2 separate regions of the Mus musculus genome follow, and region 1 is linked to region 2. A link is a loop called in an ENCODE intact Hi-C map of the cell type or tissue named here. Cell type or tissue: left cerebral cortex. All regions are shown on one strand. Links, peaks and the distances in the headings refer to the core of each region. The heading gives the core; the rest is flanking DNA.

Region 1 (5,387 bases), core at 80-5,079, 140 kb before region 2:
GAAGGAAGGTGATACGTTTATTTACTTCCTGTAACTCATCTTGCGGCAAGAGTTGTGAGGGCATGTATTCACTTTTATCTTTTTGTTCCAGTTTGATAATGCAAAGGTAGCATAAGAGGATTTATGACAAAAAAAAGTTTTTAAGACAACTTTGTTAAAAGTGTGACCTAAAATTTACACTAAAATGTTATTTACACTGCTGCTTTACCAGTAAAAGGGAAGTCAAAATATCTACTTTATAACTTTTTATTCATTTATTTATTATTTTATTTTGTTTTTTGAGACAGGGTTTCTCTGTGTAGCCCTAGCTGTCCTGTAACTTACTTTGTAGACCAGGCTGGCCTTGAACTCAAAAATCTGCCTGCCTCTGTTTCCCGAGTGCTGGGATTACAGGCGTGTGCCACCACTGCCCAGCTTACTTTATAACATTTTAAAGATTAAATAACATAATAATTCATTAATAAAGAAGAATTAAGACATTCTTTTATACTATTCATAGAACTTTCAAATTTATATTTTATTGTGCTTATCTTTATTTATTTATGAAACAGTCTATTTATTTAGTTCTAAAACTCACAGAGATCCTTCTGCCTCTGCCTCTTGCATACTGAGATTAAAGGCATGCATCACTAAGCCTGGTTTCAGCTAAGTACTTTAAAATGTGCATCTTCCTTTAGCTTTGTGCTGGGGACTGACCGTGGGTTTGTGAGTGGTGTTTAAGTGATTTGCTACTAAATACCACATGCAGCCCTAAATGTTACCTTTTAACTGCTCAATTACACTTAAAGGGTTTTATGCAAGTTTTTTCTAAGCCAATTCTTTTTTTTTGTCTTTGTTTTTGCATTTTTGAGACAAGGTCTATTTATGTAGTCCTGGCTGATCTAGAACTCAGAGATCGGCCTGCCTCCTGAGTGCTGGGATTAAAGGTGTACACCACCACACCTACCCCTGGTTCATTTTAATCAGTATAAATCATAAAATAACGTATCTTTTGAATTACAAAGTAAAATTCAGTAGATATACCTGTTACAACTTGAAGTTCTCAACAAGGATCAAAATATAGACATTCATTTAAAATAATAGTCACATATTTCCTATTAACTTTAATGGCTTTTTTTTTTTTTTTTAGTGGTAGTGGGTTTTTTTTTTCTTTTTTTTTGAGGGCTCCTGCTTTTCTGTACTTCCACTGTTTATATAAATCACTTAGTGCTAATCATCATTTGCAATTATAAACTTCTCATCAAATACCTTACTTCTTCCTTATATATGTTAAAGGCTGAACTAGAGAAATAGCAATTTTGATTATGTAAGTGTTATCTAGTAGTTAGTACCTCTGCAACCCATAAGAGGTTATCATCAGGACCTTTAGTGTATCCTTAAGTGGGTTTCAAAAGCCATATATGAAGATTTAACAGCACTGAACTTACTCCATGCCCTGTGCAGTCTGCCGAGCAATATCTATAAGTTTGATCATCTCAAATTTGGTCTCAATGATGTGGAGATGGTGATATAAGCTGGAGCCCTCACACCACTGTGTAACAATTGCCAGTTGTGGCTTTGTAGAATAGCCCATGAAAAGGAGGATATTCACATGTCGAGTTTTCCTGCCAAAAAGAAACGTGACAATGAGTAACAATTCTTTAAAGAGAGTCAAATCAATACGGTGCTCAAGGAAAAAGTACCAGAAACACAGCAAGGTTGAGCTCTAATTACTGAGTTTAACCTCCAGCTCCACTCAGAAATACAGAAACATATCGAATGAGGAAGCTAGGAGCTGAGGTTGCTTTCATTTGTTTAAGTTGTTCCAAATTTATTAGGAGGTTTTCTATGTGGACGTAAACCCATTTTCCTCTAACCACCACAGCTAGCTTCCTCGTTCTGTTCTTTACAATAGCAGAGTAACTGTGTACCTTCTTGAATACAAGACACTTCTCTGGATTAAAACCTCAGTTTGGTTGAACACTCCCCTCACATAAGATTTTAACCACAGAATCTTTCCTAAGTTTTCTTATCATGGATTTACTCTCTCTCATTTGTCAATGTTCCTCATGTCCTAGGGCCTAGGACTAAATACAATTTTAAACGTGTTTTGATACATTTAGGACATTTAGAGTATTACTTTCCTAAAAGGAACTACTATTAGACACAATCAGACATTTCTTATTTCCATTAATTCAGTTTTCTAGATGCAGGAGCAAACGGTGGACAACAATGGGAACGTGAAGTCTAAGCAGCCACACTTTGTTTCTTTAGGTCACTGCACTGGAAAGCTGTGGCCACTCGCTCACCTGAGCACTCCTACTTCATTTTTGAAGGCCTGTAGCTGTTGAGGTGTGGGTGCTGTCACATTCAACATTTTCACTGCCACATCACCTGAAAGAAAATTGTTACCCAAGATTTCAAATTGTGAAATGTGAAATATTTATTCTTGGGTTTTTTGCTAATTGTCAGTTTTAAATTCATATCCCTATTAAACTGTAAATAAATTATATTTAACTACCTAGTAATAAACTACTTTTCTTCTTTTTAACACATACTATGGGGCACGCACATCCTTCAATCCCACACAAAGCAACTAACAATGATATTCCTATACTATTGTTTGAAAATATATGCTAAAATATAGTGAACTTCCTCACCCTGGGAATACACTTAGGTAACTAAGTACTTGGAGAGTTCTCCTAATGAGTTACCGATGTTGACTAAAATGTTACCTGGTCAGTGAGTGCTCGAACCATGGACAACAAAACAGGTCCAGTGCAACTTGGCTTAAAGTAAAAACCTGCCAATTTTTTTTCCAAACGTTATGGCTTACTTATGTGGACTGGAAAAATTATTAAAATTATAATCGTAGTTTAAATACTTCTAGTGTTTTATACACTTTTGTTGGGTATATAAACTGGTATAATTACTTAGCAGCACCGATGGGAGTATATATAAAATTGCAAGTATGCATATGGTGTAGTTTTAAAATTCTCTCCTAGGCATATAGCCAGTAAAAAATACACATATGTTCTTTAAAAGACATATCCTAAAAATATACACAGCAACATCATTCAGAATTGCACCAAAGTGGGAAGTACCCAAATGCTTATTATCCAATAGATGGAAGGAATCACATTTCACTCACACAATGGAATGCTATTCAGGGGACAAATAAAACACAAACATACCCAACAACATTGATGGACCATAAAATATTTGAGAGAAAGATTACACAATATATTCTATTGTGGTTAGGATGTTTGTTGTCTTTGCAGGGTGAGTGAATGAAGAAGGCATGTGGAGACCTTCTAGAAGGCTAATAATATTACATTTATTAATCACAAATGTATTTATTCACTTGGTGAGCTTCAATTACCTAAACACTTGTAGACATTTTAATACATTTAAACATAATCACTATAAATCTTGATTTTTCTTAACTACCAAAGTTCTATAGTATTCATTTTATTGGATACTACCTAACAGTGCTTATTACTTAAATGTTTTAGGAAAACATAAATGTTCCATAGGAGATGGTGAGATGGCTTAGTTAAGAGAACTGGCTGCTCTTCCAGGTCTTGATTTCAATTCACAGCAAACACATGATGGAACACAACCATCTATAATGGGATCTGATGCTATCTTTTGTCATGTAGGTGTACATGCAAATAGAGCACTCATAATCATGAGTAAATCATTAAAAAAAATTCTCCTAACTATGGCACTCAGAATTAAAACTTATATATACCATACATATATATGTGTGTATATATATTTATGCATATATACATGCTTATATATGCATACAGTATAAAACTTATGAATGTATACGAAATAATAAACTTGAGAGATTCAGATAGCATTTTTATACTGTTAAATGCATTTTATATAGATCTTTATATAAAGGCATTATACATGCTGTTTCAAACAAATCAATATATTAAAACCTTTCCATATCAATGTAACTATTATATAATTTTGATTCTTATATAACAATATATGGATGTGTCAATGTGCTAACTGAATCTTCTACTAGTGAGTACTCACATTATTTTCATTTTCTATTATTATTATACCGCTAGTGAGTATACTTCCCCAACCATCAACCTATTCATTGCTGTTCAATTACGTGCTTAGGCTCAGTGTACCTATCGCCAACTTTTCATATTTCTACAAAATAAACAGGATTATAATCACAATCTTCACATGATCAATTAAAAAAAAAATCTATGTTCAAAGAAAGTCATGACGTCTGTCTTCTGAGTTTGTAATTCTTAGAAAACTAGTGAGGCTGAACACTTTTTATGTTAACTTTTGATTTATAATACCCATAAAATCATCAAAAGGAATACTTCTAAAAGAAAAACGAACTTCCTTTGGGACTGATAGCTAGAAGACCTTCATCTTTATGAATCATTAATATAAAGTATAACAGCAATCTTAGTTACTCTGAAGCCAGTTTTTATGGTCCACCATTTTTGTTAGAAACCTTTGGAGGACTCCTGCATTTGATGAAAACAGTTTAATGGTGTAAACAGTGAATATTTTTACTTCATATTTGTTTTTGAGACAATCTCTTGTTACTTAAGTTGACCTTGAACTTTCTCCATAGCTAAGGATGTCCTTGAATTCCTAATCCTCACGCTTATACCTCCTAAGTGTGGGGAATATCGGAGTGTATGTCATCATGACTGTTGTTCCTTCCCAAGACAGATCTGTGTAGCCCTGTCTGTACTGTAACTTTCTCTGTGAACCAGGCTGGCCTTGAACTCAGATCTACTTGCCTCTGCCTCTTGAGTGCTGGGTTTAAGGATGTGTGCTATCACACCCAGCTTTGGCTGCTGCTTCTTCTTTTTAATAAACATTTCTTAATATATCCCACTTGTGCCAATGGCATCGTGTTATACATACCATGTCCCACTTGTGCCAATGGCACCATGTTACATACATACCATGCCACTTTCCCTTGTAGACAGTTCCAAATGACCCAGATCCAATTCTCTGTCCCACTGTAATCTGTCCATCAGGAATCTCCCAGTCATCACTTGAATCTCTTCTACCAAGTGTTTTCTCGAAAAATAGAGTACAAAAGTCAAGCCAAGGCAAACAAAAGAGAAAAACCTTGTTTCATGCTAACTATATTGACCTGCCTGACAGGAAGTTAGGAACAGAGCAAGGTCTTCTAAAAAAAAGAAGAAGAAAGAAAACATAAAATATCCATGTTGAGGAAGTAATAGTTATATTTGTGACTCAAAATATAAAGTTACATTTAAAATGAGCCAATATGAGGATGGAATAATTACTTAAAATTAGAAATAATTGGTGCTGGAGAGATAGTTCAGAAGTTAGAAGCAGTGGCTTTTCTTCCAGAGGACCCAGGTTCGAGTCCCAGCACTCAGCTA
Region 2 (5,387 bases), core at 270-5,269:
TGCAGTCATCATCTTGTCTGTTGCCCTGTGAAAATGGAGGTGTCTTTGACTCGATCATCAAACATTTATTTATACGGCAAACTTCCCTGTATCTTTTTAGTGATAGAAACTTAAATCTTTATGCACTTAAGCCATTCCTTCCTTTCTAGCTTTCTCCCTTCGTTTCTTCCTCTCTCTCCCCTCCCCCCTCTTCCTCTCTCCTTTTTCCCTCCCCACCCCCCACCTCTTTTCCTTTTCCTTTTCCTTGGATCTAACCCAGAGCTTTGCAAGTGTGCTGGGCCAATACTCTGCTGTTGAACTGCGGCCACAGCCCTTTTGCTCCATATCTGCCCCCACCTTATTTGGAGACAAAAATTTTGCTCTGCAGGCAACACTTGAACTCATAATCTCCCTGCTTTCCCACCATGAGCTGCCATCCATGCCTGGCTGTTTTGTTTGTTTGACTTTTGTTTGTGTTTGTTTCAATTACTTAAAAAAATGGTGTTGGGGTTGGAACTTAGGGTCTTCTGCATACTAAAAACATGCTCTACCACTGAACTATACTATACCTTCAGTTCCTTTTTGTGTTTTTAAAGAATTATTTTTTTATGTCTAGGAATATTTCACCTGCATGTTTATGTGTGCCTAGAACCCCATAGAAGTCAGATGAGGGCTTTGGATCCCCTGGAACTGAAGTTATAGATGATAGTGAGCCAATACGTGGGTGCTGGGAATCAAACATGCCCTTCAGAAGAACAGCCAGTGCTTTCAAGCTGGACCAACTGTCCAACTTGCACATATACATATGTATATACACACACATACATATACACATACATATATGTACACACACACATATATATGTATGTGTGTGTGTGTGTGTGTGTTTGTTTTTTGTTTTTCATTTTTGAGACAGGGTTTCTCTGTGTATCCCTGGAACTTGTTATTTAGATCAGGCTGGCCTTGAATTCAGAGATCTGCCTCCTGAGCTAGGATTAAAAGTATGGGCTACCATGCCTGGTTACTTTTGTATATCTAAAAAGTTTATGTGTACGATCATTTTGTGTGTCTAGACCCATGGAAGCCAGAAAAGGGCTCCAGACTTGAGTCACAGATGCTTGTGAGCGACGTCTGGACAGGAACTGGATCTGGGTTCTCTGCAAGGGCAGTGAGTGCTGTGCCCACCAGCTCCCTTTTACAAACCTATTTTTAACTTCAGAACATTATCTCCACTTGATAAGATTCAATAAAGCCTTCTATTTTTCTTTTCTTTCTTTCTTTTTTGGTATGTGTATATTTAACTTTTGTTTTTAAAATGAAATCGTATAGACAGGGTCTCGCGTTGTATGCGTGCAGCTCAGGCCGGACTTGTGGCTTGGTGATCTTCCTGCCTTAGTCTCCGGAGTGCGGGAGTTAGAGGCAGCTGGCTGGGGAACCTGCAGCCACACAGACTTATCTCTTCCTGGGTCTGGAAGGCAAAGGTAAAGATTCTTGTCGTTAAAACTGCTGCCTGTTAGGAACCAGTTGGACTGCAAATCTCAGCAGGAGCGCTTTGAGCGGCTGTCTGCTGACAGCAGGATGAGCTGCCGGTCACAGAAAGCCAGGGGGGAGGGGGTGGGGTGTTACTGGGAAATTCTCCTCCCCGGACAAATGACCTTTCACCCCCTAGTTCTCTGTGCTCCTTTTCTTCCTCTTGGTTTTCTTTCTGAGCTTCTAGAGGAGACTAAGATATCCGTGGATTTAAGGACTGATGGTATATGACTGCTTGGTGTTTGTTGTAAAAGGTTCTGTCGCTCCTTTTGCAGGGAAACCAACAGAAACTAAAGTACAATAAAGCACAAGAGGCCTGAGTACGTAACTCAGTGGTAGAGGTCCTGGCTTTGACGCACGCGCCCCCTCCCCCTCCCCATCCCCCAAACACACACACCAACCACACAGAGACAGGGAGACACTGGGTAAACACACATCGGGTGTGAGGCCAGAGGAGCTAAACTGTAGGGGAGATCTGCCTGGGAATGAATGCCTTTCCTGTAATAACCAGAAACAGCTCCTTCGGAGGAAACTGTGAGCCCCAGGGTACAGAACGAGAGTCAGCTAGCCGGGAAGCAGACACAGTGGGCTGGCTTGCTTTTTTGCTTTTGCTTTTGTTTTTTGTTTGTGTGTGAGTGTTTTTTTTTTTTTTAGGCCAATTTAAATTATTTAAGTATTTTTGTTGGCGATGCGTTCATTTGCTTTTCAGTTCCACTTATGATATGCCTTCATAATCATCCACTCTTAGAAGAAGCCTAAATGACTGGTTCAGCAGCTCCCAGCAAAACCTCGCTCTGGAACCTATGTGAAACGCAGGCGTCATGACTAAGAGGAACTACTCTTAGTCATGTTTGTTAAGAACTGGCTTTGTGAGCCCGGCCTTAGGAAGTGACCACAGATTTCACAAGTCCACACATGTGCCTGTTAGAGCATGTTTGTTAAGAGTCCTATGTAACTCCGGTTTGATTTGTACCTGAAGGGACCGAGGGTAAAATACTTAGCCGCTGGCACGCCAGACTGGTCAACAGCCTCGGCGTGGGGTTTTAGCTACTTCTCTAAGGCTGTTTTCCAGCTTGGATTTTTAAAGTCTGCAGTTGCAAGCGGCCTACCAGACATAGCATTTCTTGCCTCCTTTTTTTTTCATACGAGATAACATTTCAAGGCGGTAGAGGCGAGGCAGCCCTGAAATTCCTAGAAGATTAGGAATGTGGGGGAGATAGCATCAGTGTGACTTGGAAGTTTCTCACTTTTCCAGCCTGGGTCAGGGGACTATAGACTTTACCCCCCAGATAGCCACTAGCAGAGTGGTCAGGACCTCCTGTGTTTACATTGGCCTACGGTAGCCTCATCCTCCATCTTCAAGCCTGCCAACAGTCAGACTTGATCTAACTGGGGTGGCCTCCAGTTAAGCTTTGATTTCAGGGTGTAATTTAAGGTGTGTAGCTCCTAGGCGCTGATGAAAAGCTGTGTGCTGGTGAGCGAGCCTTGGACACTGTTGGCCAAACCATGAAGATTAGAACAAGCTTTTATTTTATTTTATTTTATTTTGGGAAATATATATCATATCCAGTTCGGTTCAGAAATGTACTTACATATTAGTACACTTCAAAATAGAAAAAGAAATACTATATATAGGCTGGGCAGGTCTGAAACTTGCTACATAGACCAAACTAGCTGGGAACTTACACAGAGCTGTCTGTCCCTGCGTCCTGAGTGCCTGGCTATACTGTCCTTTTCTTTTTGGGAGTTCTGGGGACCAAAGCTAGGACTTCTCACCTGCTAGGTGATGTGAGCCATCCCCGTGTTCTGGAACACCCTTTGTAAGGGAAATTTTTTTGCTGGACAGATTACTATGACTGGGACAGTACTGCCACCTGGTGGAAAGTACCCTAATTACAGGAAAATATATAAGCTGAGTGAAGTAAAAAACAAAAATGACAACAAAGGTTAAGTTTTAAGTGAAATTTACACTTAATAAGGAAATCGCTAAATATATAGATTAGAGATCTACTAATTAAAAATCAGTATCTTTGGGTTGGTGAGATGGCTCAGCGGCTAAGATCACTGACCGTTCTTCTGGAGGTCATGAGTTCAAATACCAGCAACCACATTGTGGCTCACAACTATCTATAATGAGAAACAAATTAAAAACAAAAACCAAAAAACCTATGGGCTGGAGAGAGCCAGGCTGGAGCAAGAGGGAGAAGTAGGGGAGGGGGAAAGTCAGTATCTTTAAATCTGGAGTCTTGTGACACTGACCAGCATTTTTCACCAGTATCTTTGGGAATTTGGGGAGGAATAAAAAACAATCCACCTTTTAAAAATTGCTTGGTGGTGGTGGTGGTGGTGGGTGCTGGAGAGATGGCTCTGCGGTTAAGAGCACTGACTGCTCTTCCAAAGGTCCTGAGTTCAAATCCCAGCATCTACATGGTGGCTCACAACCATCCATAATGAGATCGGATGTCCTCTTCTGGTGTGTCTAAAGACAACTACAGTGTACTTATATGTAATAATAAATAAATCTTTTTAAAAAAATGCTCCAGGGAACAGAAAAATGGCTCCGCAGTTAAGAGCAGGTTAAGAGCACTCTAACAGAGGACCCAGGTTCAATCCCCAGCAACCACATGCCAGTTTACAACTGTCTGCAACTCTGTTCCCAAGGGATCCGACTCCCTCTTCTGGCCTCTACTGGCGCCAGGCCCAAATGTATTCCGCTGAAATGGAACATCGCAGACTTCTGGGTGGGAAGCCTGGAGAGGCTGCACTCGAGGTAACTGACTGGAGTCCTGAGGAAACACTAGATAATTCCCGAGTGAGCAGCCTGCTATAGAAGAACCAGACTGTACTGATCAGAAAGACTCTCTCTCTCTCTCTCTCTCTCTCTCTCTCTCTCTCTCTCTCTCTCTCTCTTCTCCCCCCCTCTCTCTCCCCCCCCCCCCGCCCCCTCCTAAAGGATAACATAGCCAGGCCTTTGATCTCAGCACTTGGGAGGCAGATGCAGAGCCCATGAAAAACAAGGAAAGCCGAATGAGCATGAGCGAAGGAGCGGCTTAAGTTTAAGGAGGGCATCGAGGTAGGACAAGTGAGTTCGGTTCATCATCTGGGCCTTCCTTTCCTGTAAAACTCATGATTGGCTGGGCCTGGTGATGTAAACCTGTAATTTCAGGACTTAATGGGGCTGAGGCTGAAGGACTGTGAATTCCAAGACAGTTTAAGCTATGTAGCCAGACTCTGAATAAACAAAACAACGACAAGTCATTATTGTGGCAATTGAAAAAAACTTAGATATGACTTTAACTAACAGGATTTAAACAATATCAATAATGTGACAACCAGGATGATTTGGTAATTGCATTATGGTCATGTATTATGGCTATAGAATTTCGTTGGTTTAGAGAATGAAAAATATTTACAGGCCAAAGAACATATTTTTTTCTTTACCTTCAAAAAATTTTACAATGTACATTACATCTCCCCTCCTCCTCTTACCCTTCCAACACGTGTGCACAGTGCCAGAAGGTCTTGAATTTTTTAATCTTTTGGGGTTTCTGGGCAAAGATTATACAGTAATTTTGTAACATTTTTTTCAAATAGTCCTGTTTCTCTGAACATTTGTTAAATAACATTTACATTTGTTAACTAACATTTACATTTGTTAAATAAAATTCAATAACATCAAAGCAATTATCTAGTAAAAGGGAACAGACGTGGCTTTGTGTCTCTTTTAAGTGTGGTCTGGTGGTGCCCTAGCATTTGCGATGCTGAAGACAGAGGATGCCTGGAGTCCAGGAACTCAAGACCAGTCCAGCAACAGAATGAGCCCTGGATCTGGGGGGCATTGAAGGAGGGGAAAAAACACCGCTTTGCTTGGGAAAAAA

The links. A loop is a pair of places that touch in the nucleus more often than their neighbours do. Peaks named below come from ENCODE experiments on the same cell type or tissue, not always from the same donor. Only the 100,000 strongest peaks of a DNase experiment are listed, where the experiment ranks them.
Region 1: a loop joins it to region 2, with 2.2 times the contacts of the local background. A loop is called at or near these places in 3 of 42 quality-filtered maps.

The regions. Positions count from the first base shown.
Region 1 is chr6:39,638,163-39,643,549 of GRCm38, forward strand. It overlaps Braf (Braf transforming gene), which reads right to left. Exons shown (of 22, transcript NM_139294.5): 14 at 4,938-5,055; 15 at 2,289-2,373; 16 at 1,428-1,604. Gm34389 (a long non-coding RNA gene) reads left to right here. Exons shown (of 2, transcript XR_003956287.1): 2 at 2,254-4,861. Among named protein-coding and RNA genes, the nearest start is that of Gm34389, 24 kb to the left of the region's middle. In left cerebral cortex, for the core only: no CTCF peak of the experiment used is centred there; a DNase peak (open chromatin) is centred at 2,934.
Region 2 is chr6:39,779,520-39,784,906 of GRCm38, forward strand. No RefSeq gene overlaps it. Among named protein-coding and RNA genes, the nearest start is that of Mrps33, 29 kb to the right of the region's middle. In left cerebral cortex, for the core only: a CTCF peak has its summit at 3,390 (motif pointing left); DNase peaks (open chromatin) are centred at 2,246 and 3,375; H3K4me3 peaks cover 748 bases.